Regions from separate parts of the Mus musculus genome. Here region 2 is linked to region 1. Evidence: chromatin loops called from intact Hi-C (ENCODE). Cell type or tissue: left cerebral cortex. All regions are shown on one strand. Each heading gives the region's core, and the rest is flanking DNA. Links, peaks and the distances in the headings are about the cores only.

What was found. Peaks named below come from ENCODE experiments on the same cell type or tissue, not always from the same donor. Only the 100,000 strongest peaks of a DNase experiment are listed, where the experiment ranks them.
Region 2: it touches region 1 in a loop (2.7-fold over the local background); 7 of 42 quality-filtered maps call a loop at or near these places.

What each region holds. Positions count from the first base shown.
Region 1 is chr5:128,964,800-128,979,826 of GRCm38, forward strand. No RefSeq gene overlaps it. Among named protein-coding and RNA genes, the nearest start is that of Rimbp2, 19 kb to the left of the region's middle. In left cerebral cortex, for the core only: CTCF peaks have their summits at 3,084 (motif pointing left) and 6,738 (motif pointing left); a DNase peak (open chromatin) is centred at 6,732.
Region 2 is chr5:128,802,498-128,817,524 of GRCm38, forward strand. Rimbp2 (RIMS binding protein 2) reads right to left here. Exons shown (of 21, transcript NM_001378900.1): 5 at 11,065-11,115; 6 at 3,860-4,064; 7 at 1,330-1,466; 8 at 288-364. Among named protein-coding and RNA genes, the nearest start is that of Gm34057, 8.1 kb to the right of the region's middle. In left cerebral cortex, for the core only: CTCF peaks have their summits at 6,247 (motif pointing right), 6,448 and 7,102; DNase peaks (open chromatin) are centred at 2,764, 4,276, 5,226, 6,247 and 6 more places; H3K27ac peaks cover 5,492 bases.

The DNA.
Region 1 (15,027 bases), core at 3,060-11,059:
TTTTTTGGGGGGGGGGGGGCCGGGGGCGGGAGGCAGATTTCGAGACAGGGTTTCTCTGCGTAGCCCTAGCTGTCCTGGAACTCACTCTGTAGACCAGGCTGGCCTCGAACTCAGAAATCCGCCTGCCTCTGCCTCCCAAGTACTGGAATTAAAGGCGTGCGCCACCACTGCCCGGCCTCTGCTTCAACTCTTTTTAGTTTATTATTTTATGTGGATAGTGTTTGCCTACACATGTATAAATTTCAAAGTTGCTTGGAAAGGAAGGAAGGTCACACCGGAGAGTCATCTGGAGGCCTATCTCTGTCCATCCATCTCTTGTCTCTCCCATTCCCAAGTTCCCTATCATCTTCCAGGAGAAGTACTGACCACCACTAGTAGGAGTCAGGGCCAGTCTTAACCAATGCCACCCGATGCCGTCCCCATGGGTGACGGTTGTCTCCATGAAGTCCTGCAGTAGACTCTTCTACAACTGTGTCTTTTATCAAATAAAACAGCAGATTGTCCCAGCCAACGCTGTGCTCGCCCTTCCAGATGGTACCAGCATGCACTCCCCTACTCTGGTGACTGTCAGGGACTTAGCCTCAGAAGCATGGGACCAGGCTCCTGGGACCCTGTGCTGCCCACGGATGGCTCCAGATGCCGTGTCTGCTCTGAACTGGCCCTGCGACCCAAGTCATAGTGCCTGCTCTGCAGACCCTCAGAGCTTAGGAGGAGCTGAGTTGTAGCCACACCCTCCACATGCCACATGGGTGGGGTGGGGGTGGGGCTTCTTTGGGGGAGGGGGCTAATCTAAGCACTGAGGATAAAGTCCTGGAGCTTCCTCCTTCCACAGCTCTGCCACCTTCCTTTCTCTCTCTGGATAGACAGATCCAGATGGGACAGATAAGAGACAGCTTGGACAGGTAACAGAGTCACAGAGACACAGAGCGCAAGATGACAGATAATTGATAGGTAGACAGATGATAAACTCACGCATAGACGATGAGAGAGATATGGGTGGTAGGTGATTGATAGGAACAGATGATAAATGATTGGTAGGCAATTAAATAGGTAATATACACCCGCTGGATGACTGATAGATGAAGATGATGGATCAGAGATACATCAACAATAGATGATGGATGGATAGATGATAAATGGTTGGTAGGTAGAAGGTAGGTGACAGATAGATGGATAATGTAATGGACAGATAGATGGATAGTGTGATGGACAGATGAGTGATAAGTAGATGATAAGTATATAAATAGGTGGGAGGTGGACTTTTTTGTTTGTTTTATTTTTGTTTTTCAAAACATGGCTTCTCTGTGTAGCCCTTGCTGTTCTGGACCTTGCTCTGCAGACCAGATTGGCCTCGAACTCAGAGACCTCTTGTCAGGAGCCATCTAGAATAGGGTAAGGCTAGCAGGTGGCATTCCTGGAGGTGGCCCACCATTTCTGCATGGTCTGCGATGGATGATCTCGACGGCAAGGTTCCAAAGAGACTTCACTTCAGGATCGCTTCTTGTAGCTGATATGCCTTTCCTGTAATCATTAAATTAGTATAATGATCCCTGGGCATTAACCCACCCTATTGATCAGATTTCCTGCAGATCAACATAAAGATGAACTGTTATGAATTGATGCTGTTTAGATGAATGGATGAGTCTACAGAATTCCTGATTTGATTCAAATAATTCTAGGAAAAGTTTTAAGAGCTGGTCTTAGTTGCTTTGCTAGAAAGATGTAATAAAGTTGGAATCAAGAATAGAATATGCCGGGCTGGTGAGATGGCTCAGCGGGTAAGAGCACCCGACTGCTCTTCTGAAGGTCCTGAGTTTAAGTCCCAGCAACCACATGGTGGCTCACAACCATCCTTAAAGAGATCTGACTGGTGTGTTTGAAGACAGCTGCAGTGTACTTACATATAATAAATAAATAAATATTTAAAAAAAGAATAGAATATGCCCATTCCTCGTATAGTAAGTAAAGGATGCATAGTAAGAAATACAATGAATTTTCATAATTACACTAAAAAGAGAAATAGACTTGGGACACATTTGTGTCCAAGGAAAAACATTTAGGTTCAAGAACAAAGTCACAGGAGTGCACTCTGATAAAGCAAGGCCATGTAAAAACTGTTGCTTTGAACTTATAATGACCATATTCAAATGAAGCACTGCTTTGAACTTAACATCAACTAACATCCTTCTGAAACTCCCATTTTATGTAACATTTTATCTCCGGGGTAATTTTCTAAGAATTTTTTTTGTCTAAGAAGGTATAAAAAGGCCAGAGGAAAGATATAAAGTTGTTGGTTGCATGGTTTGGTTTGGGGAGCTCTTGCCCCATATCCATGCATCCATCCACCCAAATGTATATGTCTGTCTGTATGTATGTGTATATATGGTATATAGGTATATGTGTATGTATGTAAGCATGCATGAATACTTGTGGAGGGTCTGAGACCAGTGGTTGGGCCCAACAAAAATGTGAGTGTGTTAATGTGTAAATGAGACTGTGAATGAAAATGTAAATGTGTGTATGATTGTATATGTGTCTGTGAATATTTAACTGTATAACATCTTAATTCTTTTTCTTTCCTCTTTGGTTCACAAAGAGTTAACCAGTCAGGCCAGTGAAGGGCTTCTGGTTGCCTGGCCAAAGATCTATGCAATAAATCCTTTACCTAATCACCCAGCTCTTAGCAACAAGAGTCAGTAGATCTAGAGGCCTGCAGCTTCCGGTCTCAGAGTAACTTAGAGTCAAGATAGGAGAATGTTGTTTTAAAAAGCAACCCTACTTTTTAGCTACAGAGAGGACACAGCCTGGAGCTACCCCACCACCCTGGCAGATCCTCCTGCCTCTGCCTCCGGAGTGGCAGGATTAAAGGTGTACACCACCACCAGGTTACGGGCAGTAGACATTTTTATATAAAGCAAAGAAAGTATAAAGAATTTGGGGTGAGAGGGGGCTGGAGAGATAGCTCAGCTGTTAAGAACATTGACTGCTCTTCCAGAGGTCCTGAGTTCAAATCCCGATGACCACATGGTGGCTCACAGCTATTTAGAATGGGATCCGATGCCCTCTTCTGGTGTGTCTGAAGACATCGACAGTAAACTCATATACATTTAATTAATTAATTAAATTGGGGTACCATGTGAGCAGTGAATCTGGAATAGGGCTTAAGTATCCAGTGAGTCCCTTCTTGTCTGTTTATATTGAATTATATCAAAACAGAAAGACTTTTTCCAACACTGTGCAAAATCCACAAGCCACCCTAAAGACGGGGTGTTCCTTTCTGTCATTGCTGGAAGAACACACACTCTTCTGGCTCAGGAAATTCACCCCAAACCCCTAGGCTGGGCACCAGGTTCCTCTCTCCCCAATGTTCCCACTTTCAAGCAGCCTGGAATCCAGGGTACCTGCTGGGGGGTTGGGGGGGGGGGCAGGACGTCTGTGGCTTTTCCTACACTCCCATGGAAAGTATCATCCTCTTGTCCGAGGAGGAGGCACTGCTCCCTAACACTAAGGGAAGCTTACTAGGCTAGTGCCCAGTACCAGCCATCTCTTTCTCCTGCAAGCAGGACACCAGCTACCCCAGGGTAGCCATGCACTCAGGTTCTGATGGGACTCAAGCAGCGCTGTCAGTCAGTGAGCAGGGAAAACGGCAGCTAGATTTTGCTTTCCCTTGTAAGGAGGAGCGGGTGAGGTGAACCCTATCCTTCATTTTCCTGTCCTAAATACAGATGTGAGAGCCAGAGACCTCTGGCAGCCACATTGCAACTGTGACTAAGAGGCTAAAAAAAGTGGTGGGTGTGGCCGACCACGGGCATACTCAAGCCTAACTCACAGGCAGCAAACGCCTGCATTCACACCTCCTTTCTTTTTTCCCCCCGTTTCCTTTTTTGTTTGTTTGTTTTTTTTTGTTTGTTTTGGGGTGTTGTTGTTGTTGTTGTTTGTTGTTGTTAGGACAGGGTTTTCCTGTATAGCCCTGGCTGTCCTGGAACTCACTTTGTAGACCAGGCTGGCCTCGAACTCAAAAATCCACCTGCCTCTGCCTCCGAAGTGCTGGGATTAAAGGCTTGTGCCATGACCGCCTGGCCACACCTCCTTTCATTGGAGGAAACTAAAGCTCTATTGAGGTAGCTGCTGGCTGTATGTCATCCTCCTGTGCAGCTCGTTTTAAACACACACAGCAGTTTTCTGGGGTTTTTGGTTTGGGTTTTTCCCCCCTTTTCTATCTTAGCTTACATCTACAACAACATATGGGCTTAGAACTTCTTCCAGACATTCCCCTGGCCTTAATGAAGATGCAGACTCGCTGTGCCCCTCCCTTTGCCTCAGATGTTGAGATGCTTGACCCCAGGGAATTGGAACTTCCCCACGTCTCATGGTGGAGCTCTTGTGGTGGCAGGAGAGCATAGACCTCAGATAGCAGCATTGACATAGGAGAGGGCCGGGAAAGGTAGCTCAGTGTAAAGAGCATTAGCTGCTCTTGCAAAGGACCAGGTTTGCTCCCCAGCACCCACACGGTAACTCCAGTTCCAGGAGATCTGGTGCCCTCTTCTGGCCTCCTCAGGTACTGCATACACACACACACACACACACACACACACACACACACACACACACAGTTGTGCACATATATATGTATAAAATAAGATCAATAGAGATTAAAAGTTAACAAAAGGCTTGGCATGTAAAAATACTTGTTGCTCTTGCAGAAGACTCAGTTCAATTCCCAGCACCTATGTGAGGACTCACAACCATCTGTAACTCCAGTTTCAGGGGATCTGATATCTTCTTCTAACCTCCTCGGGCACAAGACCCGCACGTAGTGAACAGCATATGTGCAGGAAAAACACTCATACACAGAAAATGAAAGAAATCAGTCTAGCAGATGGTAGTGGCACTTGTTTTTAATCCCAGCATTTATGAGGCAGGGGCAGGAAGATCTCTGAGCTCAAGGGTAGCCTGGTTTACAGAGCAAGTTCTAGGACAGCCAGGGCTACACAGAGAAATCCTATCTCAAAATATCAAAATAAATAAATTAATTAACTAATTAAAAATAAAAATTTTAGCCGGGCATGGTGGCGCACACCTTTAATCCCAGCACTTGGGAGGCAGAGGCAGGTGGATTTCTGAGTTCGAGGCCAGCCTGGTCTACAAAGTGAGTTCCAGGACAGCCAGGGCTATACAGAGAAACCCTGTCTTGAAAAAACAAAACAAAACAAAACAAAACAAAATTTTAAAGATTAACAAATGAACCAGTCAGCAGGGAAACAGTGGAAACCTTTACCTACCTCAACTTAATCTAAGTAGAAACAGAACAAAACCTTGAGACATGAGGGGACCAGCACTGTGAAAATGTCTTATAAAGCACCACATGACCTGAGAGTGAAGCCTGGCACTTTGGGGACTTTTCCCTCCATCACTAGCCCATTATTTGTATCACTAAGTGTCTTAGTTTGGGTTTTACTGCTGTGAAGAGACACCATGAACAAGGCAACTCTTTTTTTATTTTTGCTTTTGTTTTGTTTTTTGTTTTTTTCGAGACAGGGTTTCTCTGTGTAGCCCCGGCTGTCCTGGAACTCATTCTGTAGACCAGGCTGGCCTCGAACTCAGAAATCTGCCTGCCTCTGCCTCCCGAGTGCTGGGATTAAAAGTATGCGCCACCACGCCCGGCTCCAAGGCAACTCTTCTAAGAACAACATTTAATTGGGGCTGACTTACAGGTTCAGAGGGTCAGTCCATTATTATCATGGCAGGAAACAAGACAGCATCCAGGCAGAAGTGTTGAGAGTTCTACATCTTGATCCAAAGGCAGCCAGAAGAGGACTGTCTTTCAGGCAGCTAGAAGGATCTCAAAGGCCACTCTCACAGTGACACACTTCCTCCAACAAGGCCACTCCTCCAAATAGTGCCACTCCCTGAACCAAGCATTTTCAAACCACCACACTAAGCCCATGTCCACCGTCCATTTCTTCACTTTAGGACACACAAACTTGGGTTCTTCGACAGATATCCCAAGAGCAAACATGTCTTGTTTGGGTCGCCAAGGAGCAGGTTTGGATCTAATAGCAATAATAATAAAATGGATCAACCCTAGACCCTGATCCAGGCATAACTGGACCTGGGTAGGGTCCTCGGCTGTGCACATGACTGTATTCCTTCCTCAAACTGTACACTTCTCGCTTCTGTCCAGTCACTGATACACTATATATAGATCGTTCCCACGACATTGGTTAGAGAAGGCTGCATTGCGCCCTCTGCCTGTCCCGGGTGTGGTCGGCAGCTCGCGCCAACTCACCTGCTGTGGCTTTCCATCCTGTCCTGTATGTAGCAGGCCTGCAGGAGCTCAGTAAGAAATACACTCAGAGAGTCACTAAGGTGGGGCTCTCCAGAGCTGAAAACATTGATGTGGACCAAGAAACCTTGCCTGGGGGTCCTTATACGGCATCAAAGAAGTACCCAATCCAAAACCATTTTGACTGCAGCCGGGATAAGAGAGAGAAAAGGCTCAAAGCGTGGCTCCAGGGGCTTAGCATGAGAAGCAGCAGCCGTGTGTGACCCGATAATGACTCTTTAGGGAATGGTCGTCATCCTGGCTCTGGGTACTCTTTCAGACTCAAAGTGAACCTTCAACCCTCAGCAGTGATTTGTCAGTCTCTCACAGGCGCCCCACAAGCGCCCCAGCCATCCACTGTGAGTAGTCCCGGAACTGGCTGGCTCACCCAGAAAAATCCACTGCTCTCTGGTGCCACCTAGAGGCTCCTTCGCCGAACTCAAAATAAGACAAAAAGTGAAGACAAGAGGACGAGCAAGGTCTTTCTTTTTAATTACATTTATTTTGTTGTTGGTGGTGGTGATGGTGGTGGTGGTGTGTGCGTGTGTGTGTGTGTGCGTGCGTGCGTGTGTGTGTGTGTGTGTGTGTGTGTGTGCGCGTGCACGCGCACTCCGGACACCAGGCTTGGCAACAAGAAAAGCTGTTAAGGCCAAGTACGGTGGCAAACGCCTTTAATCCCAGCAGTAGGTAGGCAAAGGCAGGGGTTGCTCTCTGAGTTCAAGGCCAGCCTGGTCTATATTTCAAATTCAAGGTCAGCTGGGGCTACCAAGTGAGAGCTTATTTTTTAGTTTAGTTTTTTTTTTTTTTTTTAAGTGCCGTTGTCTGTTGAGCCACCCACCTGCCCAGGGTGATCTCTCCCATACTCATTGTGGCCATGAAGGGAGAGCCACTCCAACTCCTGAGGCAGAAGGCAAGCTCTGTCCTTGTGCCCCCTTCCTGAGGGACCACAGCTGGGGTTTTGAGCCCTCTGTCTATTACGCAACTGTATAAGATCACATCTGTTGTGTTTTCTGCACTGGGGGAAGGTCATTGATATTTTTTTTCTTGTTTTCCTAAACTCTATCTTGCAATTGATTTGTTGTGCTGGAAAAACAAAACAAAACAAAAAAACAAAAAAACAAAAAAAACAAAAAAACCTTTCCTGTAACATCAACTGTTCTTGTTGTAAGTAGTGACATTTGAAACACCTGGAACATTCTGGACCTATGTGACTCTCATCTTCTGCTGTGTGGTACTTTACCTGTGGTCGTCCCTGGATGCTGCTTGTACCCAGGGGCAGAGGTCTAGAGCCGACAACCCAGGCTGCACACTGCCTTCTGGGTCTGTCTGTCTGTCTGTCCAGCCATGAGAAGTGGCTCCTTCCTACTCCTGCCAACTGCAGAGGTGTGGGAGGCGCTGCCTGCTTGGCATGTTAGAAATGGCGTCTCTAGGGTTGCCTTACCACTGGGTTGGTAGAGCGCTTACAGGGCATACACAAAGTCCTGGGGTTGATTCCCGCACTGAATAAACCAGGCACGATGCGGCACACTTGTCATCCCTGCACTGGGGAGGTAGAGGCAGGAGGATCACAAGTTCAAGGTCACCCTTGGCTACATAGCAAGTTAGAAGATTGCATGAAACCCTGGATCAGAAACAAAGGCAAGCAAGCAAGGAAGCAAGCAAGCAAGAAAGAGAGAGAAAGAAGGGAGGGAGGGAGGGAGGGAAGAAGGGAGGGAGGGAGGGAGGGAGGGAGGGAGGGAGGGAGGGAGGGAGGGAGGGAGAAGATTGCATGAAACCCTGGATCAGAAACAAAGGCAAGCAAGCAAGCAAGAAAGAGAGAGAAAGAAGGGAGGGAGGGAGGAAAGGAGGGAGGGAGGCAGGGAGGGAGGGAGGGAGGGAGGGAGGGAGGGAGGGAGGGAGGGAGAAGATTGCATGAAACCCTGGATCAGAAACAAAGGCAAGCAAGCAAGCAAGCAAGAAAGAGAGAGAGAGAAAGAAGGGAGGGAGGGAGGAAAGGAGGGAGGGAGGGAGGGAGGGAGGGAAGGAAGGAAGGAAGGAAGGAAGGAAGGAAGGAAGGAAGGAAGGAAGGAAGGAAGGAAGGAGATGGTATTTTGGTTTTGGTTTTTGGTTTTCCAAGTCAGGGTTTCTCTGTGTAGCCCTGGCTGTCCTGGAATTCACACTGTAGACCAGGCTGGCCTCCAACTCAGAAATCTGCCTGCCTCTGCCTCCCGAGTGCTGGGATTAAAGGCGTGTGCCACCATTGCCCAGCTGAGATGGTATTCTGATGTATAGCCCTGTTGGGGCCCAAATGTTGGGGCTTGCCACCTGCCACTGCACACACCCCATATGGCCACATGCCAGCAGGGCTTGGCGAGAGTCACCTCAGCCTACCATGGCTGTTTCTCAGTACACAGGGTGTGAGAAGAGTGTCCATGCCTGGACTGAGTTAGGGTGCAGAAAGGGCTATGGTGGGCTACACTCACAGGCAGGGTGGCACCATCCCCGCTGTTCCCATGTCCCTTGGCAATACACTAAACACGTTCTTCTGCCATGTTCTCTAGTGGACAGGGCACGGTGGCACTCTTGAGTTGACAGTGTTGATCTGTGAGCTGTATTGGTTCCCATGACAGCGCCATGATGACGATCTGATGGGAAAGATGTCAGGGGGCTGGTGTGAGCTGGCAACACTTGGTGCACAGCATTTTAGAATTAAGATGAATGAATGAGTAAATGAATGGGGAAGAGAGGAAGAGAGGGAGGGAGGAAGGAAGGAAAGAAGGAAGATGGCCATGTAGGTACCAGGAGAGATGGATGAGCACAAGGTAAAACAGATGTCAACACTAAATGCAGAATCCTAGAGTGCACATCCACTGTGCACCTTTCTTTTTCTTTTCAGTTTGGAAATTGCCATGAAAATCAGCAGCAGGGCCATGGCTGGGGGATGTTGCGTTACAAGACATCAGCCCTCCACAGAAAGACGGGCATCACATATTTGCATATATAGGAGGTAAAATATGTCAGTCGCACAAAGGAAAAAGAAAAGAGTACAGTCAGGCCGCTGTGGCAGGGAGAAGTAGAGGAGAGATAGTGAGTGTGGTGTCCCATGTCGTCAGAAAGGTGACCCAGAGCACAGAGAACACCTCATAGCAACAGCTAGCCATTCAGGAATGATCCAGAAGAGAGGGGCTCAAAGTTCCCTACACAAAGCAGTGACAGATATTTAAGGATGCGGTCATGTATTACCTTGGTGTGACCACTTCACACTATGGACACACTGAACACCATATGCAATTATGCTGTGTCAACTCGAAGTATTACAAATATATCAGTTAATTAAAAATATCATTGGTCAGATGTGGTGGCACGCTGCTCTTAATCCCAATACTCAGAAGGCTGAGGCAGAAGGATTGCTGAGATTTTGAGGCCAGCCTGAGGTACAGAGCAAGATCTTATCTCAAAAGACAAAACAAAAAATAATTGTTTTTAGCCACAGTTTCATTTCCCACCCTAACCACATCAATATTTGTTTTTTTCCTTGTGATCTGTTGCCCTTGACAGATTTTCGATTGTTACTACATGATGACGATCTCTTCAGCTTGGCATCTTCCAGGAGACCAAAGCAATTCTGGGAGTGTGGGGGCGGGGCAGTGTCTTCATCGACTTCTGTCCTGGCCAGGCCTCTCTGGCCACAGTGTTCAGCCTTCAGTGGTACCATGCATACATGGAGCAGAGCATTCCCCACAGCCTACCCGCGCCTAAGGGTTAGCAGCTCAAAGCCAATGGTCCATCTCATCGACCACAAGTCTGGGGGCTGGAGAGATGGTTCCATGGTTAAGAGCAGCACATCACAGGCTCAGAGGTAAGTCCCCGGCACTCATTGTCAGGTGACTCACAACCAGCTGTCACTCCAGCTCCAGGGGACGCCCTCTTCCGGCCTCCTTAGGCACCAGGACAGGCGTGTGCGTGCAGGTGTGCACACGCTTTTAAAAATGCAAAAGCTAAGTGCTCCCAAGTCACCCAAGCCCAGCATCACCCTGCCCTCTGCACACTGCCCTCTGCACACTGCCCTCTGCACCCTGCCCTCTGCACACTGCCCTCTGCACACTGCCCTCTGCACCCTGCCCTCTGCACCCTGCCCTCTGCACCCTGCCCTCTGCACACTGCCCTCTGCACACTGCCCTCTGCACCCTGCCCTCTGCACCCTGCCCTCTGCACACTGCCCTCTGCACACTGCCCTCTGCACACTGCCCTCTGCACACTGAACTAAGGGCAGCCCCTGGCTCACCTTCCCTGTGTGACAGGAGGGGAAATGGCTCTTCTTGTCTCTAGTCACACCACCAAGACTCAACCTGAACCATCCTCCAGAAGAGACAGACAGACAGACAGACAGACAGACAGACAGACACACACACACACACACACACACACGGCCAGTCTTAATCTCATCAAGTCAGTTGCTGATTCCCACCGAGTACCAAGGCTGTGCTGCAAGCAAGCACCAATTAATTCACTCTTAGGAAATCAAATGTCCCAGAGAGCCAGGGTCAGGGGCCTCAGGCCTGAAATTCCAAACACTTAGAGGCTGAGGCTAGAGGATTTCAAGCTAGTGGCTAGCCTTGGCTCCATAGCAAGAGCCAGCCTCAAAATGCAAAAACAGAATGAAAAGCCTTGAAAGCAAAACCATTCCAGCCTTGGGCTGGTGAGATGGCTCAGCAGGTTAAAGGTGCTTGCTGCCAAGCCTAATGGCCTGACTGGAAGGAGAAACTGATTCCCTCTGACCTCTCCACCTTTGTAATGGCATGCATTATGCGTATGCGCAGACACATAATAAATAAAACCCCCCAAAACACACAACAGCTGGGACCCCTTGACACCTCAATTTAAAAAACAAAACTGTCCAACCAGAGCCAAAGTGGCTCATTGCTCACAGTGTTGTTGGGCCATTTCCTTGGGGTCACCAATATAGTCACTCTTCAGTTGGAGCCGTTAAGCACTGTGGGAGACTCCCCCACTCTATTATTAAAGCTTGGGCCCGTGCTTCATTCTGCTATTGATCAGATAGAACTCCCTCCCCCACCCCACCCCCCGAGGTCCCCCGTGGGTTCCCATAGTCTGACCCTGCCACCCTGAGGTCCCTCACAGGGGCCCATGGCCCCTATGGACAAAAGTATTCACAGCAGGGGGTCTTGAGGGAGCCAAGTCCCCCAGGTGGTCATTGTTTGTGGGTCATTTGTGTTCTGGCTCTGAGGCCTGCAGTTGGAAGGAGTCTTCAGAAGCAACAATAAGCAGCTCTTAATGGGTCACACAGGTCACAGGGAAAACAGGATTTGATTGGCACGGATCCTAATGCCAAGGAGTACAAGAAACCACATTCCACAGCTGGCCCAAGGTCTGGACTGGCATGCTGTGAGCAGGCGCCCTCTGCTGCCCTCAGGATGACCTGCAGGCTGTGAGAGCAAATGACCAGAAACAGGGACACAGGGCAGAGAGGTAAGGCGCAGTTTGCCTGTAGACCCACCCACTATCCAGGGAGACAGCACACATTCCCAGCTCCTGCACGGAGAAAGACCAATGCAGTTTCGGAAACGGCTTCAAATGGCAAGATAGCTCATTGTGACGGCTATTCTTGCTTTTGTCAACTTGGCACATCCAGGAAGAGGGATGCTTCCAACAGGTTAGCCTGTAGCTGTGTGGGTGGGACATTTTCCTTGATTACTAATTGATGTGGGAGGGCCCAGCCCACTGTGGGCAATATCATCCCTAGGCAGGTGGAGTCTGCATCGGGTAAGAAAGGTTAGCTGACAGCCCTCAAGCAGGGCAGAAAGCAGAGATGGTCTATGGATTCTACGTTAAGCTCCTTTCCTTGGCTTCCCTAGATGAGGGACTCTAAACTGTAAGGTAAGATAAAATCCCCCAAGTTGCTTTTGGTCAGTGTTTGACCCCAGCAACAGAAAGCAAAGACATTCAACATCCATTATATGTTTTATATATAATGAGGGGGAGTTCAAAGGTCCCCAACATGATGATAAGATGAAAACTGAAAACAGACCTACTGTGTGGCCCAGGGACAACACTCTCTATTTTCCCAAAGGACCCTCAAGTCAGCACATCACAGACACGGGCATGTCCATGTTCACTGTAGTAATGGTCATAGTATCCATCAACAGAGGACTGGGTAAGGAAAATGGGTGATACATATATTCATATACATGTATAGTATATGAGTTATATTAATATATGATCATATATATATATGTATTCATATATATCATATATATATGAGAGCCAGACAATGGATACCCATGAGGTACATCAATGGGTAAAGGGGTCTGTTTGATCAGCAGTAAGAATGAAGCACTGGCCTGGGCTTTTATCCTTCCTTCCTTCCTTCCTTCCTTCCTTCCTCCTTCCCTTACTCTCTCTCTCTCCCTCTCCCTCTCTCTGTCTGAGTCTCTCTCTCTCTCTGTCTCTGTTTATCTGTCTCTCTTTCCTTCTGTCTCTATCTCTGCCTCTCTGAGTCTCTCTCTCTCTCTCTCTCTCTCTCTCTCTCTCATTTTGGTTTTGGTTTTGGTTTTGGTTTTGGTTTTGGTTTTGGTTTTGGTTTTGGTTTTGGTTTTGGTTTTGGTTTTGGTTTTGGTTTTGGTTTTTGAGACAGGGTTTCTCTGTGTGTAGCCCTGGCTGTCCTGGAACTCACTGTGTAGATCAAGTTGGTCTTGAATTCATAGAGATCCTGCATGTCTCTGCCTCCCGAGTACTGGGATTAAAAGTGTGCACCACCACTGCCCAGCTAGACTTTAAAAATAGAATAGGGAAGTCTCCCATAATACTTAGAAGCTCTGAGTGAGCCTGGGGAGGAGTTCATACATACACACATCATACATACATACATACATACATACATACATCATACATACACATATCATACATACATACATCATACATACATACATCATACACACATACACACACATACATACACACATACATACATACATACATACATACATAATACATACAGAATGGGATTTTCAGCTATAAAGGAAAGTCTAGGGCTGAAGAGATGGCTCAGAGGGTAAGAACACTGACTGCTCTTCTGAAGGTCCTGAGTTCAAATACCAGCAACCACATGGTGGCTCACAACCACCCATAATGAGATCTGGCGCCCTCTTCTGGTGCATCTGAAGTCAGCTGCAGTGAACTTACATATAATAAATAAATCTTTGGGCCGGAGCAAGCAGGGACTGAGCGAGCAGAGTTGACCAGAGAGAGCAGAGGTCCTAAAAATTCAATTGCCAACAACCACATGAAGGCTCACAACCATCTGTACAGCTACAGTGTACTCACATACATAAAATAAATAAATCTTTAAAGAAAAAGAAAAAAGAAAAGTCTAGTTCCATCATTTGCAGGACATGGACACAACTGGTGATAATCATGTTAAGAAAATTGAGTCCGACTCAGAAAGATCAGTATGGGAGCTGGGGCTGGGGAGGTGGCTCAGGAGCACTGGCTGCTCCTGCAGAGGAGCCAGGTTTGATTGCCAGGACCCACATGATAGTTCACAACCACCTGCAACTCCAGTCCCGGGGGCTCCAACACCATCTCCTGGTATATGCAGGCACTGCATACATGTAGTGCACAAACGTACACGTAGGCATCACACTCATACACATAAGTTTTTTTTTTTTTAAAGAAAGACAAATATCACATATTCTCTCTCACTGATGGGCCCTTGGTCTTACATAAATACATAAAATCTTGTGGTGTACAGATGACATGGACATTCAAAGGGAAGCTGTCTCGAACAAAGGGGCTTATGGGAGGGGGGAGGGGAGGGGAGACGGGGGTAAGAAGTATACACTCCAGAACCTTATATATGCTTGCATGGAAATGATGCATGTAGGCAAGTATAATTAAACTAAAATTTTCAGACAACAGAAATGAAGGGACTAGAAACATGGCTCCGTGGTTAATTGCAGGTACTGTTCTTACGGAAAACCCAAGTTTAGTTCCCAGTATAACCTGCTGTAACTCCACCTCCAGGGGAGCTGCTGCCCTCTTCTGGCCTCTGTGGGTACTGCGCGCGCACATACACACACACACACACACACACACACACACACAGAGAGAGAGAGAGAGAGAGAGAGAGAGAGAGAGAGAACGAGAACATATTTTTAAAAGGTGGAAACATCAATCGCACTGACCCAGTCAGTGCCTGTTGTACCCCATGTGCTAAAATATCTCATAGTACTCCATAAATAGTTAATACATGTTGATCGAACACCTTACATATGTTTAACAGAAGATGACAATGGCCCTGGTCTGATCGGGTCACACTGTATACATAAACTATCATCATCATCTGTCATCTCTTAAGTATATAGAGCAAGGAGCTCGGTGGTTAAAAGCACTGGGTACTCTTCCACATGGTGGTCACAATCTCCCATAACTCCAGACCCAGAGGTCCCAACGCCCTCTTCTGGTTTCTATGGGCACCAGGCACAAACACAGTACACAAACATACACGTAGACAAAACACAGATGCACATAAAAAAAATTAAAACCATGTTCAGCAAGCATCGTATCAACTTTAATTTTCTAGGTGCAACTGTAAAGTTGCAGTGAGCCTGCTGCAGAGTGGACCCATCTCGGGGCAGAGTTGATGGTTTGGTGCAGTAACCACTGAGCCATCCCCAGAACCCAGGTCACATCCTGCCCTCCTG
Region 2 (15,027 bases), core at 2,289-10,288, 160 kb before region 1:
GAAGGTAAAGACAGAGCCTAGAGAGATACAGCAACAGCCAGGAGCACTGGGGCCACCAGAACCTGAGAAGGCCCCAACACCCTCTCTTTGAGTCTTCCTGGAGCATGGCCAGGACTCCTCAGTGCATCTGCTGACATCTGGAGATGCGAGGAAGTGAGCCCCTGTGTGCTCAGTTTGAGACCCTGACTCACAGAAGCTCGGAGGCCTGTGTATTCCGTGCCTCTCACCAGCTTCTTCTGCCCCAGCACTCAGTGTGGGTTGGGGTGGGGGCGGCGTCACATTCCTACCTGTAGCGGGCCACACACAGGTGCACCTTCCCCGAGCTGCTTTGCTTGGAGTTGTTAGAGTTCCGGTCATTGTCCATCTGTGGAGCAGTGATCATGGTTTCCATTGACTGATACTAAAGACTCCGTGTCCCACCCCCAGCCCGTGAAAGGCTTATGAAGTGGGATCCACTTCCACAGACATCTGCTGGGAATCCTACACTAAACATTGGCAGAGACTTGGATGCCCCCCACCCCCACCCCACTAAGACACCCGAATGCCATGCCGCCAAGTAGCTTATGGAAGGCAGAGGTGACCATGTCCTCTGCTTTCAGAGGGCTCTTGCTATGGAGGGCCGAATTCGCCATCTCCAAGTGGCATTCAGGAAGCCAAGGAGAGCTACAGTAAAGGAGCCACCAGGAGAGCCTTCATTTCACACTTTCCCCTGCTGTCTCGGGGTCTGCAGAGCTTAAGGACGCTGTGCCCAGAGTTCCCTACTGCAATAATCCCAGGGGCATGTGGTCTTTTCTCAGAGGGCTGAGAGGGGGACTGAGTAACAGTGTCCCAAGGAAGGCAAGCTCCCCCTATTATCCCTTCTCTGTGTGGAAGGCAGAGTGCTCCCCTTCATGGTGCCAACCAAGCCATGCCACTCCTTCCTAGGAGCACGCAAGGGACCAAAGCCCACATCTATCCCCTCCTCCCCAATCTCCCAGCTCCACTCAGCCAACCATGCTCCTGGTGTCTCAGACGTTCGGTGACACCACCGAGAAGCCCTCCTGGTTTCACAGCCCCTCCCTGTGCCATTACAAGTCCACACACCCTGTTCTGCCGCTGTCTTCAGAACCCTCACCCGGGACCTGGCTGACTGGATGCTGATACAGTGCTGAGACCCCGAGTCTCCTCTGCCTGTAAACAGTAGTGATTTCTGGCACCTGCTGAGTCACTAAGGATGGATGTGGAAAATCGATAGGAACAATGGAGGGGCCAAGGTGAGTGGGCAAAAGGAGGAGGCAGGGCCATAGGTGCCTCCCAGATACAGCCTAGAGCTGACTAGGTAGGACTCACCTCGGACTCAAATCTGCATCTTGGGCTGCTGGATCGCAAGAGGAAGGAGGGCTTCACACACGGAGACTCCAGCTTGTCCCCAGACAGCGGAATATAGTCACCAATCACAGAGTAGTGTCCAGTGGGGCCCTCGTGACCTGGATGGGAACAGGGGAATGGATGAGGGAAGGAGGCAGGCCACCCACCCACATACTAATTGCCTCAGGCTGGTCTCACTGTGGGCAGCATACAGGCTGGCTGTACTGAGGGCCTGGTGGTGACCTGTGATCTGAGACACAAGAAGGTCCATTCAGAAAGGGTCAGTGTGTCCTAAGTGCAGGGGTCTTCCCTTCTGTTGGCTTGAAATTGAGGGGCTGTGAGGCCTATTGATACCCCACACACACAGCCTGATACCAGGAGGAGTGTACCCACAGAGCCGGGCACTATAATACAGAGAGTCAGAGTCTGGACTTTCTGTGACATCATCAAGGGTACCTGAGTGAAGCTGTACCCAGGCTACACTGTAGTTCTCCCCCCCCCCCCCCGCATGATAACTGTTTCTCTGATCATATCAATGTTAAAGTTCGTAATCACTTTGACCAAAAATAAATAAATTAAAATTTTTAATTAAATTAAATTAAAAAGTGGCAACCTGTCCAAGAGGAAAATTTTACCACTCCCATTAGCATGGAAAAACCTGGAGTGCCTTATATAAAATAAGATAATCCAGGCATCAGAAGATGCAGACCAAACTGGCCCAGTCACATGTGGACTCTGATGATGTCACAGCAGAGAGAAGTAAAGGCTGACCAGCTGGGCAAGAGAGTAGGAAGATGTTGAAGCATTAGTGGGAAGTCCTGGGCTTCCAGGTGAATAGGTTTAGATCCTGCCATGCAATTCTACACCCACAGTTAATCACACTATACTCTTCCCAAACACAGTCAGGAAGCCTATGCTCTGGGTCCCGGGGCACATGAACACATCTTTAAGGGACTGTCCTGATGAGCCAACAAGTTTAAATAGAGCTAATTAGAAGAGTAGGGAGCACTTGCAAACAGCTACACCACAGAAGAAAATGTCTCTCCCAGCAATACTTAACTACCTACTGAAACATTATGGGGCAGGGGCTATCATAAGCCTCTCACACAGCAGCCATGAAATGTCTATAAAGTCTCAGAAAGGGAGGGGCCTCATGAGCACACCTGTGGCTGGTGCCAACCACTTGCATTCCTTCTGAGTCAGGACTAGACACGTGCCAGGTAGAGGTGGCCATGTGATTGGTCCCCACAAGAAACCTTCAGCTCTGCCTCAGATGACCTCCTAGGATCTTGCCATGCTGGGGGCATGATCTGCCTGACTCCCTTGCAGCTAGGATCCCAGTACATTTATGGAGTGGGGAGGGAGAAGCTGGTTTGTGCCTTTCACAGTTTGAATATGTTCTCCAGTTGGTACTGAGCCCAGCTATCCATGTGCCAGCCTCATTCTAGCTCACCATCCACCTACACGCATCCGTGTGGGCTGGAGGCCACCTTATAGCCTATCTGACATCTTGCATCTGAGCAGGGCTTCCCATGGGACCCTGTCATTTAACAGACTTCACAGCCTTGGCACCCAGACACCTCCTGGGTGCACAAGGCTCAGTAAACAAAGAGAGGGGTGTGGGCTGTCCCATCCCATCCATCTTGTTTCTCATAGCAACAGCTACTGATGTTGTTTGTCAGTCTCTGCAATGCAAGAGTTAGAAGGAAAGGTTCAAAGCTGAGAGGCTGAGGGGAAGAACCCCATTGATGATGACACAGAACAACAAGCATTGCCTAGTTTTATAACAACAACAATGATAATAATAATAGCACCAGAAGCACTTCTCCATTTTGATAAGGACCAGGAGAGATTGGAAATTATCTTAATACAGCTACAAAAGGAAGTCTGGCATTCAGCTCTCTTAATTAAAAGAAGTCAACAATTTGGGGTTTTGTTTTTAAGACAGGGTCTTGCAATATAGCCAAGGCTGTTCCGGAAGTAGCTGAAATTCTCTGGCATCAGTCTCTCAAATGCTGGATTACAAGTATGAGCCTTTAATCTGGAGGGAGGGGCTCGAGGATAGCTTAATTGATAGTGTTTGCTAAACCTGAATGAGGAATTCACTTCTGTCTCCAGCACCCATGCAAGAAGCTAGACATGGCAACATACCCCATAATCCCAGCACACCCCTGGGGCCACGGAGACCATCAGATCCCTAGAGTTCATTCATACTCATCTAGGCTAATCAGCAAACCCCAGACCAATGAGATACCTGACTTACAAAAGCAAGGTGGATGGTTCCTGGGGAACACCACCAGAGGTTGACCTCTGCTCTCTACATGCATGTACTCACACCTGCATGTGCATCTTTACCCACACAAACATGCTTCCCCCAACACAGGGAGAATGGGAGTATCCAAACCACTCTACGAATGAGCAACCTGGGTTGTCCACAGTCCTGCTGCAGTAGGTCCTTATACTCTCAGCCACAGGCACCCTCCCAGAACCGTTGGGAGCACCCATCACTTACCTTTGTGGATGGAGGTGGCTAGTCCATTCATGTACTGAGGGAAAGGCTTGCCAGGGGCCAAGGGAACATCCAGCAGGGCCACTGAGCTGCTGCCCAGCAGGTCAATACTCCCAGTGTGTTGCCGGAACTTTTCCAGGTCCCGGGACAACAAGTTAAACTGCTCACTCTGCACACGGCATTTCTCTTCCAGCTCTCGGACCTTGGACTGCACAGCAGAGGCAGAACAGCGATCAACGAAGGGATAGTCAGTGGTGCAGATGTGCTCAGGGCATGTGTGCCTTTTAAGAATGTGAGTGTGCGTGCATATGATAGGCTGTGCGCTTGTGTGTGGCAGGGTCTGCTTCCACCTCCACAGAACAGCAGCGTCTGGGAGCCCAGCCTCACAGGCAGCCTGGCTGTTGGCCACCATGAGGAGCCACATGTGCCAAGAAATCTTGCCATCGCTCAACTCCCAGCCAAGTGTGGATTGTTCCAGGCTCTGTGTGCAGCCTGGGCACTTTGTGGTTGGCATGACTGTTTGGTATTTGGAGCGTACGGCTGAAACAGTTCTGACTTGGGAGCAGCCCAGCTACCAACCCATCATGCCATGCCATCTCAGTGGGTGTCCATCCCATGGGCCTGAAGACCCCTGAAGAACACAGCTGGCAGCCACACCAGGGAGTATCTACGTGGTACTGGGTTAGAAACGCCACTGTCATTAGCTAACACCACCATGACGCCTAGGGAAAGACAAGAACCTTTCAGGCAGGCAAACACATGGAAGAAAAGGGCAGCCAGCAAGCTCCCTCCTTGGGCACAGGTGTGGTAGGCTGTTCCTGAGTGCTGTGTGGCTCGTACAGAGGGTTTAATCTGTGTGCTTCCTGCTGCTCTCAGAAGAATTTGATACAAACATAGGTATCTAGCTGGTGCTCAATAGATTCTTGTTTTATTGCAGGCATGTGGGAATGTAGGGGGGAAATGGCTGAGTCAGTCTGCTACCTGGCTTGATCCATGGCTCAGGAGTGGACATGGTTCCTCCTCCTCCTCCTCCTCCTCCTCTTGCTCCTCTTTCTTTATCTCTTTTCTTTCTAATCTACATCCTCTCCCCGCTCTTGCAGAGTTTCCGCATCCTTTCTTCTTCCTCCTCCTTTACCTCTTTCCCCACCTCTTTATCCTCCCCTCCTTCCCCCTCCTCCTCCTCTCCCTCCTCTCCCTCTTCCTTGTGCCATAAGCATTAAGTCTCTCAGCTCTTTCATCCAGAACCGGGTGCTATTTATGTCTGCGATCACGGGTTTCCAAAAATAACCACAACGGATCCCAAGCCTATAATTAATTTCTTCAATTCATTAAAAAAAAATCAGCAGGGTTCCTCTTTTTAAAAAGCTGAATGGGGTTGGCTTAAGATAGCAGTCGCCTCAGAGGACGGCAAGGGACCGAACCTCTGGGCTCTGTGGCACAGGTGGGCCCTGGAGAGCTTTGGGGAGATCTGTGAGGACAAGTGTGATTCCAAGGGCAGAATCCATGTGTGGGATGATGACTTCAGGATCCGTGGGCCCTAGCGGCTCCACTCCTACTTAACGCATCCAAGAATCCTACATGAGGGTAGGGTCATCAGAGGGAGTGGCATCAAATGTCCCCATGAGGGGAAAGCCATCAGATCATCTGAGTAACCAAACTGGGCCATGAGTACCCACAGAGGCCAGTGGGGTTCCTGGGTACGAGGGTGAGCAGGAGATAGCACCTGTATCCTCTGACACTCCAAAAAGCACCTCTTAAGCATCCTACGCATATAACCAGACCCAAGGAACGAAAGGCAGGAGGACTCTCCATCCACACCACAAAATTTCAATGCTATGCATTCGGGAACAGTTCAGTGCTCGTCAGGTTGCGGGAGGGTGTGACTATTCAGGGGCAACATGAGTAGGTGTCCTCTGGTGGCAGAAGATGCAAGACATTGGATTGTAACCATGCAGGTCTGCAACAGCAATGGGACTCTAGAACTATACTATGAGAAGAGAGCCAAGTGGGTGGTGAGGTCCGAGGCCAGCTGTAGCTTGGCTGATTGGCACCGTTCCAGCCTCAGGTCCTGGACTTGCTCTGATGGGGCAAAATACTTTGGCCGGGGTACCTGGGAGGGGTGGAGCTTATAAAAAGTGTCCCTGCTGCTTTTTAAAGCTCTAATGAGTCCAAAGTTATTACTGAATAAAAAGGTTGATACAGATGGTATACGGATAGAGAGAAGCTATGCCCTCAGAGATGAATAAGTAGTGTTTCACTCTTCCAAAGCTAGGGATGGTCAGGGAGCATTGACTGGGGCTCTGCATTCAGAGAGCATCACCAGCTCAGACATCGGGTCTGGCCCATTCCTCTAGCTCTATGGGTACTCATGGCCCAGTTTGGCCTCTAGAGGGCGCCAGCAGCCAGTCCAGAGGCCCCAGAGACACGTGGACCTGTTGTATGCTAGCCTTATAGCCATACTTTTTCCTAAGCACAAGGAGTGCAAAAAGATGGTATTGGTTACTGAAATTCAAAGTGTTTAAAGGTGGGGCTGGAGAAATGGCTCAGTGGTTACAAACATTGGCTGCTGTTCCAGACAGCCTGGGTTCAATTCCCAGCACCCACGCAGAAACACACAACTGTTTGTAACTTGAGTTCCAATCAGTCCAGCGCCCTCTTCTGGCCTCTGTGGGCATTGCAGGCACATGGTATACAACCTCACAAAACACCTATACAACATAAAATAAAATAATTAAGGTATTTAAACACAGAGTTGGCTCACGTATTCGAGCACTGTCCCATACGTGAATGAACAAGGCACAGGGTAATGACAGCTTGCTGTCCTGGAGACGGTAGCCATGGCTAGGATAATTTTTCTTTTAAATATTTATTTTATGTGATTACACTGCAGCTATCTTCAGACACACCAGAAGAGGGCATAGGATCCCATGACATATGGTCATGAGCCACCATGTGGTTGCTGGGAATTGAACTCGGGACCTCTGGAAGAGCAGTTTAGTGCTCTTAAGCACTGAGCCATCTCTCTAGCCCCAAAGGCTACAGTTTTTAACAGTCTTTGTGTCTAGACACTGTTTAGCAGACCCAGTTGCCTGGGGTATGTTTGACTTGCAGCTTTCCCTCTGGTAAGCATGCAGGGACCTGACGGTGGAGATGCGTGTGTTCAAGAGAGCAGGGGCTTCTGGGTAGAACCAACTGCAGCCAGCAGACCAATGTCCCTGCTGTGTAGGTAATTGTTTGCTTTGCAAAGTGCGTCCACTAGGGGCGCTACAGTGGGCCTGGCTTTGGGGGTGAGCCTCAGTGAACTGAAATGGAGTGGAAGGGCCTGGTTTTCTAGGTCAGAGGAGACAGAGAATCCAAGTGTTGTGCCAGGCCACCCTGATGAACACTATCTTTCTTTCCCAAGCCTTCGGCTGCTCTCTCTGCTTTGAAAAGGCAGGATGCCAACTTGGGCCTCAGGAGTTTCCAGCCGTAAAGAGGAAGAGCCCACAGAAGCCTCAAGTCCCCATGTGTCCCTGTTGATCGCTCCTCAGGAGGCTATGTGCACATAGCCCCCAGCCTTCCCTGGCTGCAGCCAATGCATGTCTGGGCCACTCACTGGTTAGCTCTGATAGCTTGTATGTCACCCACTTCCTGGGGCACTCTGAAAGGAACTGCAGAGGCCTGTGCTGCTCCCGGCTACTGCTTCAACACCGTGGTGTTTATCTCAGTTTATCTGGAGCATTGTGGAGTCTCTCTCCGTTGCATGATGGGAACCTTGCCTCTGTGTGTTCCCTCAGCTTCACGGACACACCCACCCACTCTTCCCTGATGGGCCAGCCCAAGCCTCTCAGAGAAGCACCACCTGCAGGCGGGGGATGGAGGGGTCTGTGCTGTGACCAGGACCGTGGTGGTGGCAGATGGCAAAGCGTTCTATAATTGGAATAAGTGCAGCAGCTTGCAAATGCAAGCGGAGCATTTAAAAGCCAGAGGCAAATATCCCAAGACGTGACTGCCGGCTTTCCTGCCTCCTCCACAGGCGTTTCTCTGACTTTCCTCCTCCGAGGTGTGGGGCTGCATGCTGGGCTAGTGTCCAAGCTAAGGTAGCTTTGAAGGTAAAGGACATTTCTCCAATTAAAGACAATGGGACATGCAGAGATCACCTGCAGAGTTACCTACAAGCACGTGGAGTCTCATTCATCTATCATTGTTGCCATAGAAACAGATCTCTGTGGAAATGACCCCATCCTCAGGGCCCAGACCCCTTGCTCTCACCCTGACACTGCCCACAAACACTGTGTTCTTTCCTATACATCATTCTGGCTATGAGCTATGTATGACATTTCTCAGTGCCAGAGAGGCGATGCCACCACGCACACTTGTCCTTCCTGCCAGGAGCAAATGAACTAAGGGCCAGCATTCCCTAGAGCTCCCTTGTAACTCAGCAAGACAGCTGACCCCAACTTCACCTACTGTGAGGAGAGGAACGCAGTTGTCTGTGTGTTGGGGACCCTGCCTCTTCTTGCTCTCGGGGTCCCCGCCTGAATGATGGGAACGATCACTCCTGAACCTGGCATTCTCTCAGGTGTCCTGCATGGCAATCTCCCCACCCCATCCCCCTGCACCCTCTGGGAATCAGTTCTGCAAATATCTACAGAGCTGGTGGGTATGCAAAGGGCTTCAGTGTTAACAGTACATAGCCTCCAATGCAGCCACACTGCTCATACTTCAGGGCTGCAGGCTGCCTAAAGATGGTCACCCAGGCGACATCTAGGGTGCCTGATATACTCTGAAGATACCCACCCTTAGAGGGGGTCCTGACAACTAGCGTGAGGGACTTGGTCCCTGTCTCTCCACAGTGCTAAGATGGGATCCAGGCTGGGCTGCGGGGCCTGGGCTTATCAATTATGCGTTGGTCAAGACTTCAAGTGTCCCTCATTCCCATCAACTAGCTTGACGCCACCTCCTACGTGTGGCTCAGCCCCATCCTCGTGGGACCCTGCAAGGCTGCATAAGGCAGAGGTCCATCTGTGCTCTTCCTGGGCCTGGGGATCGAGACTTGTGACAAGCTCCCAGAGATGCCATGATGATCAGTCTAGCATTGAAAGCCCCTCATCTGGCAGGTAGGGAAGCTACCCCTCTCTGACTTCAGTACCAGTGTCTGGTCTGAGCCAGGGGCCACACTGGGGGACAATTGGAAAGAAAGCAGAGTGGCTCTCCCCTATGGAAGGAGCTTGCTGTTGGCTCGGGATGGATAGGAGGAGCCAGAATGAATTCTGATGACCCATAATGGAATTCTAGGCATACTGCCAGTCCCTCCCAACCACAAACCAACCCCAAGGAATAGCAGTCCCAGCCTCTCGCCCATGGTCATCTGAATTCATACCACTGGCCAGCGGCAGGGAGATGTGTGCACAGGGTCAGCTCAGCACTCCAAGAAAGCGTTTTCGTATTCCTATGCCCACTCCTCTGCTGGCACCAGGCTGCGGAGTCCTGGTCCACACCCACACCAGGTCCCTTTGTAGTGTTAGACCCTCAAGGTGCTCCATAGAAGGGAGAGAGGAGGAGGATGAGCAGACCCAGGGCTCAGAGCTGCCCGCCTAGGGAAAGTACCACAGAGCACATGTTCGAGAGGACAAGCCACACTGAATACCTGCATGCAGTCCAGGGTGTTCTGGGTGGCGAGCCAGACGAGACAATTACAGAGAGATGGTGTAAATGAAGTAGACAGTGCTCAGGACAGCCCATGGCCAAATAAATGGCCCACCCCAGCTTCTGAACAAAGGCATGTTGTGTCGTAGATGTTAGCAGGCGTAAGCTCAAAACACAGGCTACCAGCTGCAGTGATAACTCAGCAGGAGACTGGAGTGACACAGGCAACCAAGTCTGTACATTTCAGGGCAGCTAAAGAAAGGGACTCTTTCCTGCCAGGGGAGGTGAGACTAAACTGTCCCCCAGGAAGATAGATGTCCATCTGGAGGTGGCCCGTTCCATTCTCCCAAGACCTGCGTTTTTCTGGCATCCGACACACATATCCCTCTTGATCTAACTAATGGGAAATTTCCAACGATCAAGATCAGCTCATGGGATAGTGACCACAGAACCTTTCCTGGGGGAGCTATAGATTCCAAGGGGTGGCATAAGATGTGCACACACTCTGTTTTCAGCAGTAGCAGCTCCTCCCCTGGGGAAAGGGTCATTTTACGATTCCATGGAAATCCTACCTTCCCTGGCAGCAGGTAGCCTGGGGAGCTACACAGTCTGTCCAGTTCACTACTGCCTGCCTCACAGCGTGACCGCTGGCTAACTACTCACTCTGCATGAGGAATGACTGGCAAGGACCCCCCAAGGACACCGAGTTCTCACCATCCCTCTACCTATCTACCATTCTCTAAGAAGACCCACCCAGGACCAAAGTCACAGACCAGGAGCAGGCACTCTGTGTGCCACCCCAGATGATGGGACCTGGTGGCTGTTTTGCTTCCAGATCCTCGGGACCATTCAGGAAGATCTACATGTGGCTCAGATGGCCACTTCCACAGGGACAAAGATCCCATCAGTGGCTGGTACAGCATTAACCACTTTGGCTCCTAGACCAGTGGTTTCCAACCTGAGGGTTGTGACCTCTTTGGGGGCCATATATCAGATACCCTGCATACGAGATATTTACATTATGATTTATAATAGTAGCAAAATTACAGTTATGAAATAGCAACAAAAACAATTGTATGATTGCAGGGGCTGGGCGGGGGTGGGGGGGTGGGGGTGGGCGGTGCTCGCCACAATGTGAAGAACTGATTAAAGGGTTCCAGCATTTAGGAAGGTTGGGAACTGCTGTTTGAGACCCCCCCCCTTCTCCGATCCTGCAAGTGTCTCCCCAGCAGGAGCGCAAAGCTTCGGCACTGTCCCCCTATGCCACCCCTTAGAGGATGGCATCCCTAGGAACAACCCAACATTAAGTGTAGGAAAAGCGCCGCCTTGTGGCTCGATGAGAACAGCTAGCCAAAGCCCACCTCTGACCCAGGCTGTGAGGTTGAGGAAAAGCTGATTCCGTGCTCGGTGCTGTCTCCTCAGTGGGAAGGACAGAAGTGGTAACAGTGCCTAGGAGACAGCTTGCTTGCAAGGATAATGTGAGTGGCGGCGTGCTGGGGCCACATCCAGTTTCTGACAGGCGGCAGGGACCATTTACTTTCTGCCGACCCAGCCCCGCCCGCCCGCCCACCTGTGCTCACCTCTAACAGCTGCACAGCACCTTCATGCTCTTTCTTAGCTTCAACCTGAGCCTGGTGGTGGTGGAGAAAGAAAAGAAAGCATTTAGGCAGGGAAAGAGGAACTCCGGGCCAGAATCAGCAAGACCAGAGTGTGCTATGTGGTCCTGATTTCCCAGGAGAGGGTAAACGCTGCAGGTCTTCCTCTGAGCTGCACCAGGTGGCGACGATTGATTTGGCTGAATCTGACGATCTGCGGGGAGTCAGGCAGAGAAAGATCGGACTCTTACATGGTAATGGTGCCCAGGAGAGAGCATGTGCCTGTGAGGACAGCTTGAATGGGCTGGGGTAGCATCTCGTTGGGCAGCTAAGCACGAGGCTCACAGCTCTGCCACTGCAGCTGAGAAGGGACCCGGTGTGTTCCGACCGACCAGAGAAGCCGGGCTCTCCATGCTAAGCCTGAAGAGCACTCTCTTCTAGTCCATCCTCCTGCCTGGGAGATGTGGCACCACCCTGCATAAGTTTCAAGTCCTCCTTGGATCACCCTGGCCTGAAGGAGGTGCCCTGGTGCGAGGGGTCTTACACCTCCAGCCCACAGCAGGGGCCTGCCCCCTTCCCCCATAATTAAAGTCACACCGCACAGAAAACATGTTACTAGCTTTACTGAGGAAATTTCACATGAAACTGCCCCTGCCTGGCAAAGGACGATTCATACAAAAAATTAAAACACAATCACATTTGTCCCCACTCCTCCTGACACCCTGGCATAGTGACAGTCCATGTTATATTTGTCTTAATGGCCCCCTCACCAAAGAGCAGCGCCTGGATTTTTTTTTTTCTACTGAAGAGATAAATACAATCTCAGACTCTCTCTCCCATTAGTTTATCTAATGACCACAGAGCCCAATCCCAGCTGGGAGCCTGTGCTGGGAGACCCTGGGGGAATGGGAGGCCTCTTTCCTTTTGGACTTGAGAGGAGAAGTTGGTGCAACTGCAGCCATCTTACCACCACGAGGGGAAAGGCTACAGAAAACCAAAGGCCAAGCTGGCCCAGGGGAAGGCAGAGAGAAACAAAGTATGGTGGCATCTGGGAATTCAGCTGTGCCTGTGGTGGCTGGTTAAGGTCCTGGTCCTAAGCACATCCAAAGTCCTACTGCAGTAATAATCTAGGCAGACAAACTTTCCCACTGGGTTTTCTGTTTGGAGGATAAATGCCATCACTCACTGGTAAGAATATGATGCTCCCTACCAAAGATGGATGAACTGAGGCTCGGGGTATCTGAGGTTATAGCAAAAAGCGAGCACAGGCTCCTACCTCACCAGGCTGGGTGTCCAACCAAGCTGGGCCCATTAGTGGCTCCAAGTATTCTTCAGTTTCATTCTCTCTTGTTTTTTTGTTTTTGTTTTTGTTTTTGTTTTTGTTTTTGTTTTTGTTTTCTTTGAGACAAGGTTTGTGTAGCTCAAGCTGGCCTCGAATTCACCACATGGCCAAAGGCAAAATTGCAATTTTCCTCCTTCTTTCTCCCACGTGTTGGGTTAATGAGCACGTGCCGTCACAGCACATGTATGCCATGATGAGAGTTGACCCCAGGCCCTTGCACATGCCAGGCAAATGTAATAACTGAGCCACACCCCCAGGGCCCCATTTTTCAGCTCGTGAAAGGGTTTGCTTCCTGGCACTCTAGTCTCCTGCCTCGTCACCTGCTCTAATTAGGAAGCCATGTGCCCAGCTGGGCTCATATCGGGGTTTCCATTTCCAGAGAGTATCAGCCTGGACTTTGCACTGCGGAGGGTGAGAAATGAATATTACCTCATCTCTGCCACTGTGAGATTGTGTGTGGGCTGGGTTGAGGCTCCATGGCCCAGACTCAAAGGAGAATAAGCCCAAGATTTCCAAAAAGCTCATTCACCATGCATCTCATTCTCACAGATTCCCAATGAGGGTCTAAGAGCCAGGCGAGCCGCTAGCACCCGGCCCGCTAATCACACAGTTATTGAATTCGGCTCCCGCATTGACACTTGAGATTGTTCCTTTCAAAACAAAACAGCAACAATAACAGAAGAAATAACAAAATGGGGCATGGGGTGGGGAAGAAATCAGCCAGGGAACGGAGAGATTTTATAAATATCTCTGTCATCGAGTCAAAGACAGTTTTCAACCGTCAGGATTCAATCAACAAAGCACACAGGCAGGCTGGGGAGGCCGGACCAACTTGGCAGCAATGGTTCCATCTCTGCCTCTGGATGCTGCTCAGGAGTTCATTTTCATGGGCCACTTCCAAGCTGGGCCATTTGGGCGATTGGAATAGACTGTTAAATTTAACACTCCACGTTGGCAGTTCCAGAGTCTCAAAAAATAAAATAAAATAAAATCTCAGCAGTAGCTCAAGTGAGGCTCATTTTGGGGCCACTGCCAACATTGGGGGTGGGGGAGGGAGTGTGACCTTCGTGGGAGACAGGATGCCTTGCAGATGGAGAAGCGCAGAGGAAGAGTTATGGCTCCCAAGGAAGCCCACAGTGCTCCCCAGAACAGAAGTGCTCCCCAGAACAGAAAAGACCTATCACCTGCAGGGGCAGTTGCCAGGAAGGGAGGAACAGGCCACAGATGCAATGACAGATTCAAGACAGACATGCATACAGGAGGGATAAACGACACGGGCACAGGTCACTTGCTCTAGAAGCCATCCTGTGCCAGGACAATAAGTGTGGGCTGGAGCTAAGCAGAGTCTTGGGGCTTGTTTGTTTGTTTGTTGGTTTGTTTTTCCTGCTATTGAGATTAGTTTAAATGAGACTCTAATAACTATTGGAGATGCAGGGCCTCAGACAGGAGCCCTGAGTGTGACACTCATCAGGGCTGAGATGTTGACAGGCACGTGTCCACATCCCGGGGCGTGTCTAGGGAAAGAGAGGAGCGTTGCAAAAGCTCCAGGCGCTTCTCAGTGACAGAGCACTTGCCTAGCATGTACCAGGTCCTGGCTTTCCATCCCCAGTAGCACAAACAGCAGCAGGGCCCCTGCACTCCTGAGTCTGTGTGTAGTGTTGGTCCGTGCGCATCCCACCTCTCCTTACATAAAGCAACAAAAGCCTAGACTTCCATGGCAAGGGCAGGAATCAGCAAAGAATGTGCCAACCAGCACATTCCCCAGAAACAGACCCAGGACTGAAAGCTGGGAGGCCAAACCTTTGCATATACTGTTGATAGTAAGGACGAGGGCACAGGTGGCCTGAGACACTGAAAATTTGCAGCCATGAACGTGGTATTCTGAAAAGGTCACAGAAAGGCTCTGGAGAGCCTAGTCTCCATGTGATTACACTCACATCATAGGACCTTTAGCCCATTCGCAACCTCAGGCTCCTTGGTCATGGCTATAAAGAGGAGGACTCTATGTCCCAGGTCCCAGGAGGGCTGGCTGCCATGGTCATAATTTACTCAGCAAATGATACAGGGATAGGAGTGCGTAGTGAGAACTCACCATCTCTATCTCTTGGAGGCACTGTGATAAAGGCTGAGTGAGGGACAGTGTCTTACCTGTTCTCTGTGCCAACCTGGCTCCCCAGCTCTGGGGTTCACCCAGTGATCGCTGAACTTCTGCTACAAGATGACCTGTCCAGGGAACCTGAATGTTCGTCTCATCGCCAAACCCAACAAATGGACCAACGCATCCTGATACTATCTACTGTGGACCTGTGTCCCATGCTGGTGCCAAGAGGGTTGGGAGCAAACTCATATACCATGACAGGTATGCAAAATGGCCTGGGGGGACCCTTGCAAACCCGTGAGAGGTTTTGAGCCCCTTCTAGGTGATGGTCATTGTTGGGGCTGATATGTTTTGCTGTGTACTTCTTCATTTACCTCCATCCTAGGATGGCAGTGTCAAGGGCTCCCCAGACACAGTAGCTCCCTTTCTGAGCTGGCTCTGTGTTTACAGAGCCAGCAGTGTGAGGGAGGCAGCCATCAGCACGGGCAGGGATCAGACTGTGTCATCC